2 separate regions of the Homo sapiens genome follow, and region 2 is linked to region 1. Evidence: chromatin contacts called from ENCODE Hi-C or POLR2A ChIA-PET data. All regions are on one chromosome and are shown on one strand. The core of a region is the stretch at or near the end of the contact, and the rest is flanking DNA. Distances in the headings are between cores, read along the strand shown. Region 1 overlaps ROBO1 (roundabout guidance receptor 1). Region 2 overlaps ROBO1 (roundabout guidance receptor 1).

Region 1 (3,232 bases), core at 40-2,539:
AAATAAAAAAAAGTTAGCCGTGCGTGGTGGCACCTGCCTGTAATCCTAGCTACTCAGGAGGCTGAGGCAGGAGAATTGCTTGAACCTGGGAGGCAGAGGTTGCAGTGAGCTGAGATTGTGCCACTGTACTCCAGCCTGGGCAACAGAGCAAGACTCCATCTCAAAAAAAAGAAAAAAAAAATTGTCCATGCCTATAATCCTTATGTTATTTTGTCTCTAACAGTTAAAGCCTTTCATTAATCATGAAGGATTCTTAATCATGAAAGTGAAATGTAGGACAAATTCATCTTGTATGTAAGACAATTACCTTCTCACTAAATAATGCTAAGGCATGATATATTTTATTTCCTTTGGGAATATAATTGTTACTATAGTAGTCAGTATGTTGCAAAATACGCAGTTTTTAATTTACATTTTCCTATTTGTTTTCCGAATTCACACTGAATCATAGATAACAATCAGTACAATGTTAGGATTGTTTTACATTTAATTCCTTCTTACACATGAAACTATTACATTTTCACCCTGCCACAGGTAATTGGTTCCAGACCTTTATGTTTTGCATTTAGGATTAAGCTGTGGCTTTGATATCTATGCATTATTAGCAAATCAAGTTATCACAAGATTAGTATACTAAAAAATGGATTCCTCCAATAAAATTTGAGATGGGCTAAAAGGAGGTAAACTGCTAGTTGGTTGTTTCTTCTTTTTGCCTTTATTGTCCTTTATTAAGGCCTATAATTTTAACCTCCATCGATTTACCTTCCTCAACTTTTTCTGTGATGTAAAGACAAAGTAGCTTTGGGTAAAGAAACCATTATTTAATCTGGCCCTGTAAAATAACATGACCAGGGAGATCATGTCCAGGCAGGATCAATACTGAGATCTTCTGACATGGAATAGGTAATCTTTTAAAGCCTAGATATTGACAGGACAATCCACTAAGTAAATAGCTGGGAAGCAGTAAAGCTTCAATTGGCTTACCGTGTTAGCACATACTATTTCCATTTTCTTGCAGTGACAAGGCTGTTCTTGGGCCATGTTCAGCTTTCTTTTAGGCCCATCTACTTTGATTCTACTTAATTGATTCTCAACCTTGCTTGTTTTATATTGTCAGAATCACCTTTTATTTTTCAGTGTTAAAAAAAGACAAGAAGTTACTCATCTCTGGCCAGTAACTTTCAGTGATGTGAAAGTACTAGTATTTCAGTCTGGCCTTGCACTGTCTAAGCTAGTCTGTGTGTGAATTCCCCTGTTCAGAGGATCCAGTGAGTCACTTTGTGAGGATACACTTGAGCCTGTTTGAAGCTCACGTAACCATAATCTCCCTATGGTCTGATGTAATAACCGGTAAGAAAGTCAAGCACAAATTGATATATGTCTGAGGGTTGTAGGCATAATTATCTTAATATGACACTTTAGAAATAACATATTGTCGATATGTCATTGACCTTTTTTCCAAAATGGGTAAAATATTTGTAAGTGTAGATAAAATTATGACAGTGTGGTACTTTCCTTTGCTCCAGAACCACAAGAAAGAATCACTAACTTGGTTGCAGAAACATGTGTTGAAGAATTAGGTTACCTAGATTAGGACAATTGCCAGAATGCTTCCTTTTTCATATCCTTTTTTCATAAAGTACTCACTTTATGGTTGTGGGCTATGAGTATCTGTGAGTATTGTGTTCTACATGAGGTTTCCTAGAAGTATGTGGGACATATGGATATTTGTACTTAACTTCCTGGGTACCTTAGAAGGCAGCTGAGAAGACCAAAGAAAAGCTGAAGTTGACAGTCTAAACTTGGAAATTTTAAGAAAGAAAGCCAGAATCTAATTGAGCCAGTCTTTTATTATTTTTGGCTGTCCTCTAACAGACTACCTAGAGATTGTTTTATACCCTAAAGAGTATAAAACACAGAGCAAACACTAAGTTAGGAAAGATTGCTGTAAACTAACTGAAACAAAATCCCCAAATTGCCAAATAAGGGATAATGATTCATATAACTAATTTTAGTTCTCTGAATTGAACAAAAGTTACCATACCATGTTAGAATCTTTCCTGGGTTAATAACTTTTCCAAGCCGCTCTCTGTCATGGTTGGTTTTCATACATTTTTTTCATCCTGTGAGCACTCTGGGTGTTTTATAGACCATAGACATTCCAAATTTTTATATATTTCTCTTTGCAAAATGGGCTTTTCACTCTGATTTCTTTTACATCTATAGATGTAAATGTCATCAACACAATTTAACCTATTTCATGGGAGAAGGAATAAATTAGAATTATTTTACAATTTTCCATAAATGGTTTACCATATATATGTGTTCTTTAAATAGTTGATTAAAAATCTACTATTCACAGACTTGAATGCTCACAATCTAATGTTTTCATGTTTAACTTATTGTCAATTGTTATTCAGCGTCAGTTAATATGTACTGAAAGCCTTTGCATGGCATTTCCATGTGCATTTCTGGGCTACATACTTAAAGAAATACAACAATCACAAACAATGTAGGTTCTGTGTCGTAGTAGCTTCTGTCCTTAAATATTAATATGAATTCACATAGGAAAGTGTAAAATGAAGGAAGATATTTTCTGAATGGAAGCTGAGAGTTGTGGTTGGAAAAAAAACCACTCATTTCCTTCTTCCTTGCTTTCTTTTTCAGGTTCTTTGGATTAGAATTGTTAATAGGCCAGACAAATCTGTCTAAAATAAATCCTTCAAAGCTGAGTGAGCAATATGTCCCCAGAGAAATTATCTTACTGGGACATGATCTGAGTTTATGCCAAGTTCCGCTTAAAGGTTCCGGATGTTTAAGGACTTCTTGACACTGCAGTTTTAGTTCTTTCTTAAGTATGCCTTCTTTTTCTTTATTATAGCTGATTATTCATGATGGAATTTCAGATTTTACAAAATTAATTATTTCTAGATGCAAAACTAGTGAGTTTACCATGTTCAACAAATTACATTTATATTTAAGATGGCCTCACAGTCAAAATAGCCTAAATTTGTATAATTTAGCTTAATTTTTCATAATTATTTCAAAAACGTTTGTTATTTTTCTAAAAGATGATGTCCCTGTTAATAAAATACTTTATATTTTTAAAATAAGTAAATAGTCATTTAAAAACAAACTCTGACTAGTGGATCACAAGGTCAGGAGGTCGAGACCATCCTGGACAACATGGTGAAACCCCATCTCTACTACAAGTGCCAAAATTAACTGGGTG
Region 2 (3,660 bases), core at 688-3,187, 47 kb after region 1:
ATTTAGTACCTACTATGTGCTTGCTAAGTATATTTGCACTGGCTAAAATTCGTTTTCTTAGAAGTGCTGCAATTTGATACAGTGATTGAGTATATTTTAATACCTAATCTGATTCAATATATTGTTTTGAAAATGCAAGATGGAAAAATCTTTGCTTATGCCCGTTGCTCATACTTTAAGGTTAGTAATTGAAGTCACATATCATTAAAAAAAAAATCCTCTCTTTAAATTTCCAAGGGGGTATGTGATAAATGGAGTATGGGTTACAGAAACAAATTGAGTTTGAATCCAAATTTAGACAAGTTGCTTGATTTCCAAAGTCCTTGTTTCCTCAGCTGTAAAACTGAAATGAAAGTAACTATATTAGTCATAGTATTGCTGTATATATTCAGTGAGACAATTGAAGTGTAAACTTTCCAGCATAAAGTTATGGCCCAAATAAAAGTCACGTGAAAAGAAACAGATGAACACAGAAAATGAATATTCATTAACTCTTCAACTTTTCTTCCCAGGAAAGCATTTTTTAAAAATTTCCTAACCTCGCTCAGGAATATACATGATAGTAAGTATTAGTTGTTGAAGAAGTATTCCTTTATCATTTAATTTTATATTGAGCCCTTTATATGATTCAAATATTAGAAATTTTTGTAGGAATATTTTCCAAAATTGGCTTCGTATTTTTTATTTACTCATAGGTAAGAAGAGGTTTACTTGGTCGCAAGCACATGACAAGTAATTAAACACGTTCATACACTATCACTCTGGAAAAAAAAATTGGAATTCATGTTTTTGATGTTGTTTCAGCTGGGGTTTCAATTCATAGACAGAATTCTGTGGAGAATCCAGAAGTGAGATCTAACAGTTTAGCCAGCTCATCTATTTTCTTTTCGAAGGAAGAGATAGGACAAAATTGGATATCTCCAGAGGGAGGTCCAAGTACAGTGGCACAATGCATCCCCTTTTGACTGACGGAACTACCTGAGTTCCCTTGGAGAGACAAAGGAGGAAAGAAAAGTAGGAAGTAGAGAGAGGCTGACTGATTTAGAGACTTAAACATAACCCTTTAATATATAGAGGTGAGTTTTCAATATTCCCCCAAGACTGTTTTTGGGAGGGAAAAGAATTTAAAGTAAATAAAATAGAATATGGGATTCTTAATATTTATTCCACAAAGGGAAAGAAAGGAAAGAACATTATCAGGTAAGTCTTGTTTAATCCAGGCATTTTTTCCTTTTCTTAACTGTAAATGATGTACTATTTTTCCTGAGGTAAGAAATATAAACAGATTACAATTTGTAAATCTTACAAAGACCTATTCTTTTGAAACACCCTTACTACTTCATATTATAAGTATTTCTTCACTTAAGATTTCTGAAGTGAGAAACATTGTTTTGGGAATTACCAGTATCATGGGAATTTCTGTAACTCTTATACTCAAGCTATTGAATTAAATAAAACCTTGGAAGGACAAATGCCTTGATTTGTCCAGGGAGCTTACTGATAACGTGAGTGTTACAACCTGAAAACTCATCTGCTTTTAAATACCTAGGCACTGCCCCACTTCCTCCCTGACACTTTGTATTTAATTTTGAATTTTTAACTAAACAGAATTTCTTCTTCATTGTGCTTGTTTGATACAATGTTAGGGTTGCAAAGGCAGTTAATGATTGTTAGGAAAAGAAACTAATCCTTCTCACTGTCAAACATCAAACAGAAGGTCATCAACCTTGTAACAATAAAAAAAATTCTTTTGTTCTTTCCCAGTCCGTTAGGATTCCAGAATAGATTCAGATTGCAGCAGGGGAAGTTGAAACAAGAGCAGAGCTGGAAAGTCCAGACAAGATTATCAAACCAGACAATTGTGCCTTCCCCCAAACTCAGCGTAGCTGGGAGTCACTTCCCTATCAAAGCACGCAGGCAGTTCTGGGAAGGTTGTCTGTGTTCCCCCAGGAGTGGCCCTACTTACTGTAACATCAGTCAGGTTTGGTGGAGGATGGGTTGAGGAGAAATGGAGGGGGATGGTCAGAACAAGTAGTCACAGAAAAGAGTATTTGTTAGAAGTCAGAAAATTCCCCAGGCTAGAGTATATGTAATCACAAGTCTCAGAAAACAGTGATATGCTAGGCAACTTATGCTCACATCTTATAAAATAGTTGCAATAAAATAAGGCCCAGAGAGACCTAGACTCAACCTAAAGTCTCATATTGTCGATAACATAGCAAGTGACAGAAAAGCTCTTGTGTTTAAAATAGATGGGTCATGAATTTAAAGCAAAGACAGATGGTTTTCTTTCATTTTTATTGTGTGTTTTAATATAGTTGAGCATCAGCAGCATGATATTACAGCAATAGGTGGGGTAATTCCACTTTTAGGTAATAGATATAGAAATTCTTAAATAGGTCTGTGTCAGACCAAAATTTTTCATTAGTTGGTTACTTTTTTATAAAACCAGAAACCTAGCTTTACAAATTCTTTTTTTTTTTTTTTTTTTGCTGTGAAAGCTTATAAATGCAAATAATGTCTTTTTCTAGTACTGAGCGCTATGAAAGGACAGTAGATTCAAAAATTTAACTTGCATTCTTTTCACACATTGTAAAAACAGAATTAGAAAAATATAAGTATAATACAAAGAAAATTGTGCAAAAGTAGCAACCTAATTTTTATCAGATCCATAGTAAAATGTATGTCATCTTATTTAAATTAAGTAGCACTGTGAATGAAAACACACACACACAACATCATCTTGTAGCAAAATCAACTGATGCCGTAGGAAATTAGAGCTAAGATCAGAAAGCTCCGTTTTTCATCCCTTAAAAGGAATTTAATAAACCAATAGAAAGGATGAAAACCTAAAGCATAAGATGAAAATCTAAAGCTCAGTGTATTCTAAATTACATAATAAAAATGAAACTGACTCACATGAAAAACCACAGACCTTCCTAATGACTGGCTCTGAGAAATGTGGGCTCATATGTAGGGTTACAAAGGTAAACCAGGCTTTATGACACTTCCCTGTGCCGCTCTCCATCCCTCTCCAAACATTCACACTCGCATGGGCATCAGTGTCTTCACATGGCTTTGGGTTTGCTTTCTTTCAGAAGGTGACTCTTGGAATCAAACAAGCAAGTGCAGGTTTTCTTAACAGAGGTGATGCAGCATCTCGTATTTTTGATAGCACCCTAACAGCTAACGAGAAATGTAATTTACTGGGTGCTTTCTATATTCCAGGAATAGACCTAGTACTTTACATATAATATATTACTTGCCCTTTAAAATAATTTTATGAAGCATGTGTGGTTATTTTTATTCCTATTTTGCATATCTGGAAACAGGTTAACAAAGGAAAGAAAATTTCATCGAGGCCATGTAGCTAAGTTAAGTAGAGGGCCAGGTCCAAAGATTCAGGTACTGTTGGCTTGTGACACTTCTCGGTCTCTGCTCAATGGTTTTTCTTGCTAACAGTATTTTGAAATTACCTCAAAAGCCTTGTGTTCACTCCCAGAGGATAAGTCCTGATTGGCTCAGCAATTTTCGCAATCCTTTTAAAATCCTTGCCATTGATGATGGGCTCAGCCATGATTCCTGTTTACAGAGGAAGTTTGTTCTAGTGCTTCTGGGAAACATTTCCTTTTGGTAAGGCAGTGCAAGGGAAAGCCTTTT

The links. A loop is a pair of places that touch in the nucleus more often than their neighbours do. ChIA-PET counts read pairs that join two places held with the same protein, here RNA polymerase II (POLR2A). Pooled maps may share reads with other maps.
Region 2: a loop to region 1 is called in a map of GM11168, with 2.9 times the contacts of the local background. The contact joins two enhancer-like sites. A Hi-C loop is called at or near these places in 2 of 168 maps with a recorded cell type or tissue (GM11168 and HepG2), 1 of 37 single-sample maps with no recorded cell type and 4 of 50 pooled maps. POLR2A ChIA-PET finds 5 or more read pairs at or near these places in 6 of 52 experiments (BJ, GM12878, H1 and 3 more).

The regions. Positions count from the first base shown.
Region 1 is chr3:78,917,253-78,920,484 of GRCh38, reverse strand. All of the region lies in intron 4 of ROBO1 (roundabout guidance receptor 1), which reads left to right. Among named protein-coding and RNA genes, the nearest start is that of MIR3923, 590 kb to the left of the region's middle. Within about 2 kb of position 1,289, at least 4 of the 41 ENCODE cell types and tissues checked have a DNase peak (open chromatin) inside an H3K27ac peak, as active enhancers do.
Region 2 is chr3:78,870,574-78,874,233 of GRCh38, reverse strand. All of the region lies in intron 4 of ROBO1 (roundabout guidance receptor 1), which reads left to right. Among named protein-coding and RNA genes, the nearest start is that of MIR3923, 640 kb to the left of the region's middle. Within about 2 kb of position 1,937, at least 2 of the 41 ENCODE cell types and tissues checked have a DNase peak (open chromatin) inside an H3K27ac peak, as active enhancers do.